2 separate regions of the Homo sapiens genome follow, and region 1 is linked to region 2. The links are chromatin loops, found by intact Hi-C in ENCODE. Cell type or tissue: breast epithelium. All regions are shown on one strand.

What was found. A loop is a pair of places that touch in the nucleus more often than their neighbours do. Peaks named below come from ENCODE experiments on the same cell type or tissue, not always from the same donor. Only the 100,000 strongest peaks of a DNase experiment are listed, where the experiment ranks them.
Region 1: a loop joins it to region 2, with 8 times the contacts of the local background. A loop is called at or near these places in 3 of 110 quality-filtered maps.

What each region holds. Positions count from the first base shown.
Region 1 is chrX:154,405,667-154,413,666 of GRCh38, forward strand. DNASE1L1 (deoxyribonuclease 1 like 1) reads right to left here and starts at 3,588. Exons shown (of 8, transcript NM_001303620.2): 1 at 3,446-3,588. It overlaps TAFAZZIN (tafazzin, phospholipid-lysophospholipid transacylase), which reads left to right and starts at 5,873. Exons shown (of 11, transcript NM_000116.5): 1 at 5,873-6,286; 2 at 6,420-6,548; 3 at 7,541-7,586; 4 at 7,816-7,901. The coding sequence starts at 6,178. RefSeq lists silencers at 5,860-6,399, 7,745-7,918. In breast epithelium, no CTCF peak of the experiment used is centred here; DNase peaks (open chromatin) are centred at 3,695, 5,835 and 6,445; H3K4me3 peaks cover 3,385 bases; H3K27ac peaks cover 3,388 bases; H3K27me3 peaks cover 2,743 bases.
Region 2 is chrX:154,333,414-154,341,413 of GRCh38, forward strand. LOC105373386 (a long non-coding RNA gene) reads right to left here and starts at 2,115. Exons shown (of 2, transcript XR_001755979.2): 1 at 1,599-2,115; 2 at 542-861. RefSeq lists an enhancer at 660-879. In breast epithelium, no CTCF peak of the experiment used is centred here; no DNase peak of the experiment used is centred here; H3K27me3 peaks cover 1,601 bases.

The sequences.
Region 1 (8,000 bases), 72 kb after region 2:
AACAGAGAAAGTGGCACTAGCTGCTGCCCAGCACCAGCCTCCCAGTGACCTCCCGAGATCATACCACTGCACTCCAGCCTGGGTGACAGAGTGAGACTCTGTCTCCAAAAAAAAAAATTGTTTTTGAGACAGAGTCTTGCTCTGTGAAGATCAAGCCAAGATCGCACCACTGCACTCCAGCCTGGGCGACAATAAGACTCCGTCTCAAAAAAAAGTGAAATCCTACAGTATTTGTCTTTTTGTGACTGGCTCATTTCACTGAGCAAAATGTCCTCAAGGGTCATTCATGTTGGAGCATATGTCAGAATTTTTTTTTTTTTTTTGAGACGGAGTCTCACTCTGTCGCCCAGGCTGGAGTGCAGTGGCGCAAACGCGGCTCACTGCAAGCTCCGCCTCCTGGGTTCACGCCATTCTCCTGCCTCAGCCTCCCGAGTAGCTGGGACTACAGGTGCCTGCCACACGCCCGGCTAATTTTTTGTATTTTTAGTAGAGATGGGGTTTCACCATGTTAGCCAGAATGGTCTTGATCTCCTGACCTCGTGATCTGCCCGCCTCGGCCTCCCAAAATGCTGGGATTACAGGCGTGAGCCACCGCACCCGGCTGTAGAATTTCTTTCCTTTTCATGGCTGAATCATATTCCATTGTCTGGGCATCTGGGTAGACCACATTTTGTTCATTCATTCATTCATCCATCCATCTGGTTTTTTTTTTTTTTTTTTGAGACGGAGTTTCGCTCTTGCTGCCCGGGCTGGAGTGCAATGGTGCGATCTCGGCTTACTGCAACCTCTGCCTCCCAGGTTCAAGCGATTCTCCTGCCTCAGCCTCCCAAATAGCTGGGACTACAGGCACGCTCCACCACGCCCAGCTAATTTTGTATTTTTAGTAGAGATGGGGTTTCTTCATGTTGGTCAGGCTGGTCTCGAACTCCTGACCTCAGGTGAACTGCCCACCTTGGCCTCCCAAAGTGCTGGGATTACAGGTGTGAGCCACCGTGTCCTTTTTTTTTTTTTTTTTTTTTTTTAAATAGAGACAAGGTCTCACTATGTTGCCCAGGCTGGTCTTGAACTCCTGGGCTCAAGCAATTCTCCTGCCTCAGCCTGCTAAAGTGCTGGGATTGCAGGAATGAGCCCTGGTGCCCCAGCCTCATGCATCTCTTGACCTCGTGATCTGCCCGCCTCGGCCTCTCAAAGTGCTGGGATTACAGGCGTGAGCCAGAGCGCCCAGCCCCTGCTTTCAGTTCTTTTGGGTATATACCCAGAAGTGGAATTGCTGGATCATATGGTAGTTCTAGTTTTAATTTTCTGAGGAAGTGTCATATTGGTCTCCATGGTGACTGCACCATTTTACGTTCTCGCCAACAGTGCACAAGCGGTCAAGCTTATTCTTTTATTGTTTATTTATTTGGGACAAAGTCTTGCTCTGTCGCCCAGACTGGAGTGCAATGGTGCCATCACAGCTCACTGCAGCCTCCTGAATTCTATGTTTCCCAGGCTGGTCTCAAACTGCTGGACTCAAGTGATCTTCCTACCTCAGCCTCCCAAAGTGCTGGGATTTTTTTTTTTTTTTTTTTTTTTTTTTTTTTTTTTTTTGAGACAGAGTCTCACTCTGTCGCCCAGACTGGAGAGCAGTGGCGTGATCTCGGCTTACTGCAACCTCAGCCTCCTGGGTTCAAGCAACTCCCTGCCTCAGCCTCCCGAGTAGCTGGGATTACAGGCACCCACCACCACGCCCAGCTAATTTTTATATTTTTTAGTAGAGACAGGGTTTCACCATCTTGGCCAGGATGGTCTCGAACTCCTGACTTCAGGTGATCAGCCGGCCTTGGCCTCCCAAAGTGCTGGGATTACAGGTGTGAGCCACTGCGCCCAGCCAGTGCTGGGATATTATAGGCCTGACCCACTGCGCCTGGCCTAGTCTACCTTTTTTTTTTTTTTTTTTTTTTTTTTTGAGATGGAGTCTTGCTCTGTCACCAGGCTGGAGTGCAGTGGCGTGATCTTGGCTCACTGCAACCTCTGCCTTCCGGGTTCAAGTGATTCTCCTGCCTCAGCCTCCTGAGTAGTTGGGGCTACAGGCGTGAGCCACCGCGCCCGGCCCCCCCCCTTTTTTTTTTTTTTTTTTTTGATAGTCTCATTCTGTTGCTCAGGCTGGAGGGCAGTAATGTGATCTCAGCTCACTGCAACCTCCACCTTCCAGGCTCAAGTGATGCTCTCACCTCAGCCTTCCGAGTAGATGGGACTACAGGTGCATGCTGCCACACCAAGCTAATTTTTTTTTTCTTTTTTTGAGATGGAGTCTCACTCTGTCTCCCAGGCTGGAGTGCAGTGGCTTGATCTCAGTTCACTGCAACCTCCGTCTCCCAGGCTCAAGAGATTATCCTGCCTCAGCCTCCCAAGTAGCTAGGATTACAGGCACGTGCCACCACACCCGGCTAATTTTTGTACTTTTAGTAGAGACAGGGTTTCACCATGTTGGCCAGGCTGGTCTCAAACTCCTGACCTCAAGTAATCCTCCCACCTCAGCCTCCCAAAGTGCTGGAATTACAGGTGTGAGCCACCGCGCCCGGCTACCAAGCTAATTTTTAAAATTTGTTTGGAGAGATGGGGTTTCACCATGTTGTTCCAAGACCCCAGTGCTTTTCGCCTCCATTAGCAACTACAGGAACATCTTCGTTCATCTCTGTCTCCCCACTTGTGAGATGTTCTCTTTAAGATAAACTCCCGGCAGTGAAGGGTGTGTGCATTTTAAAAGGTCTCAGATATGGCCAAATCATCCCCATTGCAACCTGTGATGGGGACTCTTTCCCATGCCCCTGCCACCACTGGGGAGCCCTTCTTGTTCATCTCACCAGCTGGAGCCCCCCTCTCTCAGTTTATCTTTGTCTCACACTCACCTGACCTTGCAGGGCTCGGCTCCTTGCTCCACGCCCTGTCCATGTGGCTTTTGCATCCTGAGGCATGAGTTCCTCTGCTCTGTCTGCCTGCTTTTCTCTATCAACCTGTCACCTTCCCTTCGGGCTCACTTCCTACCTCTCTGAGGCTCTGTCCGTCTCTGTCTCACTTTCCCTCTCGTCTCTGGTTTCCCTTCTCTGTCTCTCTGTTGCGGTGTCTCTCTCCTGGCTGGGTTTGATGTCTGTTTCTCCCTGACCACCTGCTCTGTCACTCATGCTAGTTTGGGTTCCCTACCCTGGTGCCTATTCTGGGATATACATGGGTATGTGGGCAGCCCTGGGCTGGCACATGCAGCCTTGGAGGCTCTGGCGTCAGGGACCCCCATGAGGGCTACCAGTAAGAACCAGAGAGAGCGACGGTTCCTGGCTTCAGCCCCAAACCCTGGCTGTCAATATCAGCCTTGGTGGGAGCCCTAGGCTTCCCTCTCCCTCTCAAACCCTCCCCAGGCAGAAGGCAACTTCCTCCCTTCTTCCGTCTCCCCAGGGGGCTCCCATACCTGCTCAGACCAGCTTGTCACCAAGTCTGCCTCATCCTTAAGTGGATCGCGATACCCCAGAAGAGCAGCTCCTGCCTGAATAGGGCTAGGAGGGGAAAAAAAAGAGGAAGAGGCTGTGTTCCTGAGCCACCCGGCCAGGAAGGGCCTGGCTGGGCCGGACGCCCCACCCTTGCCAACAGGCAGGCCCGCCCCGTCTCCGCCTCGCCGCCAACAAGGAGGACCAGCACCAGGCCTGGGAACTGCTGACCTGCCCGCCCACCTTCCCACCCAGACCCCGCCTTCCCGGGCCAGCGGGACATGACAGACCTGTGAGTCACTCAAGCCTGGGGCAAGGAGGGGCTGGTGCCTGAGTGAGACCCCGAGCTTCGCTCGCCAGGCCCGTCGCTCAGCTCCCGGTCTGGGTCCCCAGTCAGCAGTTGCTGGGGAAGGCGCAGGAGCTGGAAGTCATGCCTGATGCCACGAGACCGGGCACCCCAAGGGCGTGAGTCTTCTGTCCCTGTTGTTGGGTTCTGAGTCCCAGTGTGGCTGCACACTTCTGAGTTAGGGGTGTTTGATGCAAGCGCTCTGGAGACCCAAAGAGAGGGACAGTCCACACATGATCTGGCCACAGTCGTGAAGTCAAGGGAGGACTGAGGATCTGCCCCAGAGAGGAGGAGACCCAGGGAGCTGGCAGTCCAACGTCCTGGGGGTCCTGCAGTAATGCTGTTGGGACAAATGAGGTGCTCGGACAGGGTCTGTGAGCAGGAGGTGGGGCTGAATCCACTCAGCTTCTCATGGGATGGCTGTAGCTAATGGATTCGACGTGGTAATAGAAGGCTGGACAAATTTTAAAAAATCAATAAATTATGGGCTGGGCGTGGTGGCTCATGCCTGTAATCCCAGCACTTTGGGAGGCTGAGGCGGGTGGATACGAGGTCAGGCGTTCAAGACCAGCCTGGCCAACATAATGAAACCCGTTTCTACTAAAAATACAAAAAATTAGCCCGGCGTGGTGGTGGGCGCCTGTAATCCCAGCTACTCAGGAGGCTGAGGCAGGAGAATTGCTTGAGCCTGGAAGGCGGAGCTTGCAGTGAGCCGAGATCACACCACTGCACTCGCACTCCAGCCCGGGCGACAGTGCGAGACTCCATCTCAAAAAAAAAAATCAATAAATTATGGTTTAAAAATAAAAAACAGGCCAGGTAGGATGACTCACACTTTGGGAGGAGAGGCAGACAGATCACCTGAGGCCGGGAGTTCGAGACCAGCTTGACCAACATGAAGAAACCCAGCCTCTACTAAAAATACAAAAATTAGCCAGGTGTGGTGGCTTGCGCCTGTAATCCCAGCTACTCAGGAGGCTGAGACAGAAGAATCGCTTGAACCTGGGAGGCAGAGGTTGCAATGAGCTGAGATCTCGTCACTGCACTCCAGCCTGGGCAACAGAGCAAGACTCTGTCTCAAAAATAAAAATAAATAAAAATAAAAATAAAAAACTGCCGGGTGCGGTGGCCCATGCCTGTAATCCTAGCACTTTGGGAGGCTGAGGTGGGTGGACTGCCTGAGCTCAGGAGTTCGAGACCAACCTGGGCAACATGGTGAAACCCCATCTCTACTAAAATACAAAAAAAAAAAAAAATTAGCCGGGCGTGGCGACCTGCGCCTGTAGTCCCAGCTACTCAGGAGGCTGAGGCAGGAGAATAGCTTGAACCCGGGAGGCGGAGGTTGCAGTGAGCCGAGATTGTGCCACTGCACTCCAGTCTGGCGACAGAGCGAGACTCCTAAAAAAATAATAATAAATAAATAAATATAAAATAAAAATAAAAAACTGGCTGCTTAATGCATAGGGGGCTTTCTTTCCGGGTCATGAATATGTTTCAGAACTAGAGGTAGTAGCTGACATTGTGACTGTATCAGATGGTATAAAATACTGTTTCTTGTATTACATATGATACACAATATGTTTGTATATATTGCTGTATATATTGTATATTTTGCCATACAGTAGATTATACATTGCTACATACACATAGTATCATGTAGTACTGTAACTATGTCAAATTGTATATGTGGCTGGGCGGGGTGGCTCACGGCTGTCATCCCAACACTTTGGGAGGCCGAGGCGGGTGGATCAGAGTGTGATGGCGGGCGCCTGTGGTCCCAGCTACTCGGGAGGCTGAGGCAGGAGAATCGCTTGAGTCTGGGAGATCGAGGCTGCAGTGAGCCATGATCCCATCACTGCACTCCAGCCTGGGTCTGGCTGGACCCTGTGTCAAACAAAAAACAGAAACACTAGAGAGACAAAAGGCGAGCGCAGGAGGCTGCCAGGAAGCGGGAGCCCCACGGGGTGACGGCCACTTCCCGCCGCCCCGGGGCTGGCCTCGCTGCCGTCAAGCGGCCCGTGCGCGCTTTGCGACAGTCGGTCGGGCTGGGCACCGGCGCAGGTTCGCTTTCCGGCGGTTGCACCGGGCCGGGGTGCCAGCGCCCGCCTTCCCGTTTCCTCCCGTTCCGCAGCGCGCCCACGGCCTGTGACCCCGGCGACCGCTCCCCAGTGACGAGAGAGCGGGGCCGGGCGCTGCTCCGGCCTGACCTGCGAAGGGACCTCGGTCCAGTCCCCTGTTGCGCCGCGCCCCCGTCCGTCCGTGCGCGGGCCAGTCAGGGGCCAGTGTCTCGAGCGGTCGAGGTCGCAGACCTAGAGGCGCCCCACAGGCCGGCCCGGGGCGCTGGGAGCGCCGGCCGCGGGCCGGGTGGGGATGCCTCTGCACGTGAAGTGGCCGTTCCCCGCGGTGCCGCCGCTCACCTGGACCCTGGCCAGCAGCGTCGTCATGGGCTTGGTGGGCACCTACAGCTGCTTCTGGACCAGTGAGTGGGCCCAGGCCGAGGCAGGCCCGCCCGGGTACCCATGCCCGGCCGGAGGTGGGACTTAGGGTGGGGGACGCCGCGGCCCCGACCTAGCGGGCGAGCCCGGAGCGCCTGACTTCTCCTTCCCCGCCAGAGTACATGAACCACCTGACCGTGCACAACAGGGAGGTGCTGTACGAGCTCATCGAGAAGCGAGGCCCGGCCACGCCCCTCATCACCGTGTCCAATCACCAGTCCTGCATGGACGACCCTCATCTCTGGGGTACCCGGGCCAGTGTGCTGGGCAGGGGGAGGAAAGGCGAGGATTCGGGACGGGCCCAGCCTCGTCAGAACAAACCCCTTCTCGCTGCCTTTTCATGGAGCCCTGGCACTCCGGTTTCCGGGCGTTCTGCCCCAGGGCTGAGACTTGGATTTGTGGCTCCTGCAGCATCCCTGAGGGAGCATGATTTGGAGAGGGCCTTGGGCATGGAGCAGGACCAAGGAACGGCCACAGGGCATATCTTACAGCTCCTTTAACGTCAGGCCTCCAGAACCCTCTGTTCTCTAAACCATCCAGGGCCCCACAGTCTTGGGAAAAATTTGGGGGTTGGACATAGGATATCCTGTGAGGAAGTTCTGGGCCAGGGACTGGAAGCCCAGTGTCCTGGCTTCAGGTTTGCCCCTGGCTGGGCGTGTACCGTTCAGCCCTATTTGGGAGCCTGGTTGCCACACCTAGAGGTTCCTGCTCTGCTGACTTCACAGGAAGTTGCTTGGCTCTGGTAACCAGATGGCCGGGTGGAGGGGTGCCTGGGGCTTCCACTCCTGAACAGAGAGCTTAACTGTCCTAGAGTTCATGGGGAGCCACCTAGCCACACTGGAGCCCTTCAGAGCTCACCCTGGCTGCTGGGTGGAGAAAGGCCTATAGATGTCACAGGTGGATCCTGGGAGGCCAGGAAGGAGGACTTGGAGCCATCCACTAGCCTAGACTGGGCTGGTTGCAGTGACAGTACAGGGAGAAGTATAGAAGAATGGGCATTGTCCAAGTATGTTGGGGAGGTAGGCAGTCCAGGTGCAGTGATTAGTAAGATGTGGAGGGTGGGGGAGAGGGAGGAGCCAGGGAGAACTGAATGATCTGGCCTAAGGGTCTGAAAGATGCCACTTTGGGCTGTAGGGAAATGGTAGTGCTGCTGTCCCTCATTCCCTGAGATGGGGTGAAGGAAGGGCACTCCCTGGGGATATGGGAAGTTGGGGCATGAAGCCTTTCCTGTCCTCTAGGGATCCTGAAACTCCGCCACATCTGGAACCTGAAGTTGATGCGTTGGTGAGGAGGAATGGGCCCCTCGAAGTGGGCCGGGCCGGCCCCACCTGCCTCTGCCCAGATTTGCCCTCCTCCTGCTCTGCCCAGGAGGTGGCGTCCAGCAGTCCAGGCAGGGCATGGGGTGGGGCCCCGCAGGCCCTCCCCTGTGCCTCCCTTCTGCATGCTGATGCTGGGGGCAGGGTGGTGGAGCGGGGTGCAGGGGGCAGGACTAATTGCATCTGTCCCTGCTTAGGACCCCTGCAGCTGCAGACATCTGCTTCACCAAGGAGCTACACTCCCACTTCTTCAGCTTGGGCAAGTGTGTGCCTGTGTGCCGAGGTGAGCTGCTCCTCCAGCGAGTGCAGGGAGGCACTTCTGGGGCAGGAAAGCTGGTGGCCAGTGTCTCTGTTTTGGAGGGACCTATGGGGGTAGGCATCC
Region 2 (8,000 bases):
GCTGGAAATTCATCACTTTGGGAATCTGTAACTGGCACAATAAAATGTGTTTGATTGTCAGAACTGTCAGCCCTGCAAGTACAAGGAGTAAGGGAACTTTGAGGCCTTTCCTGGAAGCACCCTGGTTCTGTTACTGTGGCTTGAGCTGAGAGTTAGGGAGCCTGAGCCCATTGTGTCTTCATGGTACATAGTCAGGGCCACTAAGGATCATCCCATACCACAGCCCTCATAGCCATCCGTGACCACCATGACAAGTCAGGTGCAGCAAGGACTTGAGCTCCCTGGTGCTTGTTTCAGTTGGCCCATCATCCCAAGCAACCGAAGTGACAGCTAGATTAATTGTGAAGCCACTGCAGGCCATGGATGGCTCATGCCCCACTTCCCACTGGGAAAATGCTCAACCCTGCACTCCAGCCCAAAGGCAGGACCAGACCAATCGCCAGATTCCATGTGCATAGGCCTTTTCTTCCAGAACCTTACCCAGGGCCAGTTCTGGATTAGTCAGGAACCAGTTAGGAGACAAAAATACATACCTAGTATCTCAAGAAAGGGAAGTGAAAGCGTATTTACTTGGGGTTTGAGGGCTGAAAGTGCAAAAGGGATACTGAAGTAACAGAGTTGGTGAAGGAAGAAGCTACAACCCCCAGAGCAGGGAGGCAAAAATAAAGATGTTGGGGTGACCAGGAGTCTAGTACTGAGCCTGGGAGCATGGAAGGCCTAGGGCTCTGGACCTCGAGGAGGGGCTGCTGCAGTGCGTCACAGAAGGAGGAAGCCACATCATCTGCTAAGAACGGGGCAGGAGGAAGTGTCTTTGGCATCGTCTTCCAGGTCACTCATTCTGTGTTCAGGGGCATCAATTTGCTGTTGAGTCCATTGGATGAGATTTTCATTGCAATGACTAGGCTTATGTACGTGCTGCTTTTCAAATCTCCCTGGATTTCTAACTCTTCTCTTTTGTATCTCTTTCTTTCTACCCTTAGGTTGTTGTGTCAGAGAGACTATTAGAGATCTGAGAAGTCAGTAGCTTTACATCACAATAATGCAAACATCTATGAGAACTGCTCTGTGATCTGCTGAGAATTCTAAGCTGGTCAGTCTGTGCTTGCAGAGTTCAGCCGATCAGGCCCGAGAGGAGAACAGCGGTTCTCATTTTACCCTCCTCTGTTTTTCGCGTGATGACCCGAGGCCTGGGAGATACTGAGCCAGACTTGCCTCCGACTCCTTCCTTCCACATGCATCACACTCCACACACCACACACCACACACCACGGGGAATCTCCAAAGGGCAGGAGTGGGAGGGAGTGCAGCAAAGCCGAGAAAGGGCTCAGGCTCTGGAGCCCAACTTCATGAGTCACATTTCCCTCCTGTTTTTGTCTGAAAATGGGGGTAACACTGGCACCGACATCCTAGGGCTGCTGTGAGGAGGGGGTGGATGCTCCCAGCCATTGCTGACAATGATGTGATTGGGGATCTTTGAGGATTCCACCCCGGAACCCTGACAGGTCCAGCCTTACTCTTTGACCTGCCCACTGACTCTACTCTCCATGACGGTGGCCAGTGCTGTCATCGTGAGGCTGTGGGCCCCACTTCAGCTTTACCTCCAAAAGTCCTGTGGCAGAATCCTGGGGTGACGTGTCCCCTCTATGGAAGGTAGGTTGTCTCTGCCAGGATCCCAGCAGTATGACCGCACTAAGGAGGCAAGGTGATCTATCAGCCAGGGCTCACAGAGACCTGAGCCTTTTCCCCGTGCCTGTGGGCAGGCAGGCCGTGCTGGAGGGTGCTCAGGGCACCTGCTGGGAGGCAGGCAGATTCCTTCTCACCTGCTCACGCAGACCCAGGCTGACATGGACCTGCTATCCCTGAGCTCCCTGTGCTGAGGCAGCGCTCACCTCATCTTTCCTTTATCCCGGAAGTAACCTTGCAAAAACACTGGGTTGAGCTGAGGGGTTCCGTTCGGCACACTCACCTGAAGGCACAAGGCCTCCTGACCCAGAGGCCATCAAGACCAAGTGCAGCAAGCTGCTTCTGCACGGCCCCAGCGTCAGGTCCTGCTTAGGCCTGTTTTTTTTTGGTTGTTTCTATTTTTTTCTCTGTATTTAGAGATGGGGTCTCACCTCGTTGCCCAGGCTGGTCTCCAGTGATCCTCCTGCCTCAGCCTCCAAAAATTCTGGGATTACAGGTGTGATCCACCGAGTCCCGACCCCTCTGTGTTTTCATTTGCTCTTTGTTTCCACCCAGGGACGGCCCTCACTCACCTGTGGCCCAGGTATGCTTGAAATGACACAACTACAAGTTGTATCATTGCTCCTTTCCTTGCCTTCTCCCAAACTCCACTAAGGATGCATGGAGGACAGGCGATGGGGTCTAACAGGTGTGATGCTCATCCCAGCCTAGTTAGCACTGGCTCATGTAACCTAGACCACAGGCCATAGCTGGACAGGGGTGGCGGGGCGACCTGCCCAGCTTGGGTCAATCAGGAATTTGTAACGGGCACTCAGAAATCTCACCTACAGCTGGGTGAGGTGGCTCACGCCTGTAATCCCAAGACTTTGGGAGGCCAAGGTGGGCAGATCACGAGGTCAGGAGTTCGAGACCAGCCTGGCCAACATGGTGAAACCACGTCTACTAAAAATACAGAAATTAGCCGGGCATGGTGGAACGTGCCTGTAATCTCAGCTACCCAGGGGGCTGAGGCAGGAGAATCTGGCTTGAACCTGGGAGGTGGAGGTTTGAGTGAGCCAAGATCACACCACTGCACTCCAGCCTGGGACCACAGAGCAAGACTCTTCTGTCTCAGAAAAAAGAAAAACAACAAAGAAATTGCACCTACAGTCTCCTCACTCTCTAGTGGGCATTAAAATGAACTTTCTGTAGCCAGTTTGGGCAGAGGGAGGATACAGCCTAATCCTGGGTGCCCTAGAAGGTCGTGCAGGCTGTTCTCGGCACAAGGACACCTTCCTGGGGAGCCAGAGGGCTGAAATCCCTCCCGTGTCCTCGCCTCCAGCCGAGTACCTGCCCCGAGAGCAGAGTGCCTCTTGCTGATCCGCACATAAGCCTGCAGGGGTGGGTGGGGGCCCTGGAGCCCAGACAGGCACCAAGGAATCTTGCAGCCCTACAAGGTGAGGACGGGGGAACTGTCGGAGTTCCACCTGTTGGCTCCTCTCCCTCCTGACCTTCCCACGGGAATCCTTCCAACCGTTGGCTCAAAGAAATTGAAGTGGGTTTCTCCATTGCTACCCTCGCCATCTAGGACTCCACTGTCCTTTTTTTTTTTTTTTTCTGAGATGGAGTTTCGCTCTTATTGCCGAGGCTGGAGTGCAATGGCACAATCTTGGCCCACCGCAACCTCTGCCTCCCGGGTTTGAGCGATTCTCCTGCCTCAGCCTCCCGAGTAGCTGGGATCACAGGCATGTGCCACCATGCCTGGCTTATTTTGTATTTTTAGTAGAGACAGGGTTTCTCCATGTGGGTCAGGCTGGTCTCAAACTCCTGACTTCAGGTGATCTGCCCGCCTCAGCCTCCCAATGTGCTGGAATTACAGGTGTGAGCCACCACGCCCGGCTTTTTTTTTTTTTTAATTGAGACAGGTTCTTGCTCTGTTGCCCAGACTGGAATGCAGTGGCATGATCAACACTCACTGCAGCCTCGAACTCCTGGGCTCCAGAGATGCTCTTGCCTCAGCTTCCCAATCAGCTGGGACTACAGGCACACGCCACCATGCCTGGATAACTTTTTTTTTCTTTTGTAGAGATGGGGCCTTGTTAGGTTGCCCAGACTGGTCTTAAACTGCTGGAGCCAAGTGATCCTCCTGCCCTAACCCTAACCCAAAGTGCTGGGATTACAGGCAGGAGCCAACGTGCTTGGCCAGACTCCATGGTCTCTTACCTGGACCAGGACGATGGCCCCACCCAGGCCCTCAGAACTGTGGGATGAGGTGTTTGCTTCTGGCTCACCCACGAGAAAGAAACTCCCGGAAGGAAGGGACCGTGTCTGGAGCGCTCCAACTCCAGGCCCCAGACTGCAGGTATCCCTTGCCAACAGAGCTGAGGCCAGCAGGGGAAACCATTCCTGCCACCTGGACTAAGAATGAGATCCTCTTGAAAAAAAACAATGTTAAGAAGTGGGCTCTTCCCATCACGCCACCAGAGTCCCAGGAAGCCAGGGATGTGGGTGTCTAATGGTCCGGGACAAGATGATGGGAAACTTCACATGGAGAAGAAAATGCCCAAGAATGACTGAAACTGTCTGCAAGGTCCTGCTAAGGGAGCTGGCAGGTGCACCAGGTATGGCGAGATGCAAAGCAAGGAGCCCACTGCATCGTTCCCTGGAAGGACAAGTGCAGAGGAGACCACAGATGCCTGCGCATTTAGCAGGAGTATGGCAGTGCCATCATGGGGGAAAGGCTGTGTGACAAATGGTATGGAGGAGACTGACTGTCCCTTAGAAAATGGGAAAGGAGCCAGGCGCGGTGGCTCACGCCTGTCATCCCAGCACTGTGGGAGGCCGAGGCGGGGGGATCACTTGAGGTCAGGAGTTCAGGACCAGCTTGGCCAACACGGTGAAACCCCGTCTCCACTAAAAATACAAAAAGTAGCCAGGCATGCTGGCGTGCGCCTTTAGTCCCAGCTACTCGGTAGGCTGAGGTGGGAGAATTGCTTAAACCCAGGAGGTGAATGTTGCAGTGAGCCGAGATCGCGCCACTACACTCCAGCCTGGGTGACAGAGTGAGACTCTTTCAAAAAAAAAAAAAAAAAAAGAACAGAACAAACATAAGAAAATGAAACATCAGTGTTCTTGAACCCAGCAATCCTACCCCTTGATAACCTCAGCAAGAGCAATTCTCCCTTCTCGCTAAGGCCACATTCCGTGCCATGGCCTTCGTGGCATGGTTTGTGGCACACCAGGAGCTGAAGCCCTGGGGTTGCATCACTCAGGGTGGGAATGATCAAATGTGTTGCATCCAAGCTCTGAAATCCTCTGCAGGAGCACAGGAGTCAACTGTACGTCTCCAGGGCCACAGACAAAGAGCTGAGAAACCCTGTTGAATGACGGAAGCAGTCAGCAGAATAGGAATGCAGCACAGGGACAGTTACGGTGGGCAAAACCATACACACAAAAAATCCACAGGTGCAGGGCAGTGGCTCACGCCTGTCATCCAAGCACTTTGGGAGGCCGAGACGGGCAGATCGCTTGAAGCCAGAAATAGGAGACCAACCTGGGCAACAGGGTGAGACCTCGTCTCTACAAAAAAATAAAATTAGCTGGCGTGGTGGCACATGCCTGTAGTCCTAGTTACTCCAGAAGCTGAGGTGGGAGGATCACTTGAGTCTGGGACATCAAGGCTGCCGTGAGCTATGATCACACCACTGCACTCCAGCCTGGGTGACAAAGCGAGGCCCTGTCTCAGAAAACTAAAATACAATTGAACAAACACATTCCAAATGACACCACATTTTAAATGACCCCTTTGGGAGGGAGGGGAACAGGACTAGGAAACAGGGAAGAAGGAAAAAGCGAAAAGCTACAGTTCTCCCATCTAATTTTCAGCTACCTAAAAAGCTGTTAGCCCAAAAGGTGCTGGTGAGGCTGTGGGTAAACGCTGAGGGTACAATGCGAGGGACGGACAGTATCAAAGGTAGGGTCTTTAGGGGAGGCAATTCCCTAGTGTCTCTTACAATTTTAAATGCAGGCCACACAAGGTGGGACACATCTGTAAAACCAGCACTTTGAGAGGCCAAGGAGGGAGGACTTGAGCCCAGGGGTTCAAGACCAGCCTGGGCAACACAGTGAGACCCTGTCTGTACAAAAAGAAGTTTTCTAAAAAAGCCAGGGATGGTGGCACACACTTGTGGTCCCAGCAGCTCAGGAGGCTGAAACAGGAAGATCACTTGAGCCCAGGAGGTTGAGGCGGTGGTGAGCTGTGATCGAGCCACTCCACTCCAGCCTGAGCGACAGACTGAGATCCTGTCTCAAAAAAAAAAAATTTTTTTTTTTAATGTACATATATCTCGACCCAGCAATTCCACTTACAGGTAATTATTCTAGAGAGAGATGGATGCACGTTCAAGGCTGTGTTCATAGTAAATGCAAGGTAGAAATAATAATGCTTTAAAAGTACATCAAATGGAGGCCCGGTGCAGTGGCACATGCCTGTAATCCCAGGTACTCGGGAGGCTGAGGCAGGAGAATCACTTGAGCCCAGGAGGTGGAGGTTGTGGTGAGCTGAGATCACGCCATTGCACTCCAGCCTGGGCAACATGAGTGAAACTCTCTGTCTCAAAAAAAGAAAAAAAAAAGTTTAAAGTACATCAGGCCGGGCGCGGTGGCTCATGCCTGTAATCCCAGCACTTTGGGAGGCCGAGGCTGGTGCATCACTGAGGTCAGGAATTTGAGACCAGCCTGACCAACCCAGGTGAGAGGTGAGAGGATCCCTTCAGCCTGGGAGGCAAAGGTTGCAATGAGCCGAGATGGTGCCATTGCACTCAGCCTGGGCGACAAGAGTGAGACTCTATCTCAAAAACAAAAAAGTTGAAATTATAAAAAAGCTAAAACAAACAAAACAAAATCACTACAAAACGTGTAGCATAACGGTTTTTTTTTGTTTTTGTTTTTCAGACGGAGTCTCACTGTGTCACCCAGGCTGGAGTGCAGTGGTGCGATCTCGGCTTGCTGCAACCTTCACCTCCCGGGTTCAAGCGATTCTTCTGCCTCAGCCTCCCGAGTAGCTGGGACTACAGGCACACGCCACCACGCCCAGCTAATTTTTGTATTTTTAGTAGAAACGAGGTTTCACCATATTAGCCAGGCTGGTCTCGAACTCCTGACCTCGTGATCCACGCGCCTCAGCCTCCCAAAGTGCTGGGATTACAGGCGTGAGCCACCGCGCCCGGCCGCATAATGGGTCTTAACTTGGCTAATTATGTGGGTGATTGCACAGAAAAATAGTATAAATAACTTCATGCTTTTTTATACATGGGATAACTTGCTTCAAGTTGTTTCAAAAACGTTTTTTTTTTTTTTTTTTTTGAGACAGAATCTTGCTCTGTCACCCAGGCTGGAGTGCCGTGGTGCGATCTCGGCTCAGTGCAACCTCTGCCTCCTGGGTTCAAGCGATTCTCCTGCCTCAGCCTCCTGAGTAGTTGGGATTATAGGCGAGGGCGCCACCACGCCCGGCTAATTTTATATTTTTATTAGAGACAGAGTTTCACTATGTTGGTCAGGCTGGTCTCAAACTCCTGACCTCAAACGATCCACCCGCCTCGGCCTCCCGAAGTGCTGGGATCACAGGCGTGAGCCACCGCGCCCGGCCTCAAACACCTCTCAATGATTCGCTTGAGTATGTGTAAAGTGATGCACAGGCCACCCTGAAGACCTTGGTGGTTTCTATTGAAACTACACATCAAGCCGGGCGCGGCGGCCGGTGCGCGGTGCCCAGAATCCCAGCACTTTGTGAGGCTGGGGTGGATCACCTGAGCCCAGGAATCCCAGACCAACCTGGGCGAAAAAGCGAGACCCCATCTCTACAAAAAGTAAAAAATTAGCCGGACATGGTGGTGGCGTGCGCCTGTAGTCCCAGCTACACGGAAGGCTGAGGCTGGAGGTTGAAGCCCTCGCTGGGGTGGAGAGGTCAAGGCTGTAGTGAGCCCTCATCGCGCCACTGCACTCCAGACTGGGCGCAGAGTGAGACCCTGACTCAAAAAGAAAGAAAAGGAAAGAAAGAAGGAAAGAAAGGAAGAAAGAAAGAGAATTACAAATAAAGCTACACATCCACTTCTACACTTCTGCGTGGACTCGAGCGTTCAAGATGGGCGTGGCAACCCGATGACAGGAAACCCTACACGGGCGTGCTCCCAGCAGGCTCCTCCGTGAGGGCCACCAGCCACGGGAAACCACGACCTTGTCCCTCACCAGCAAAAGCTCAGCCTGCGGCTCCGCGAGCGTGGACCGTTCCGTGGCCATGAGCGGGAAGAACCACGGGCCCCCGCCAGGGGCTGGGATGG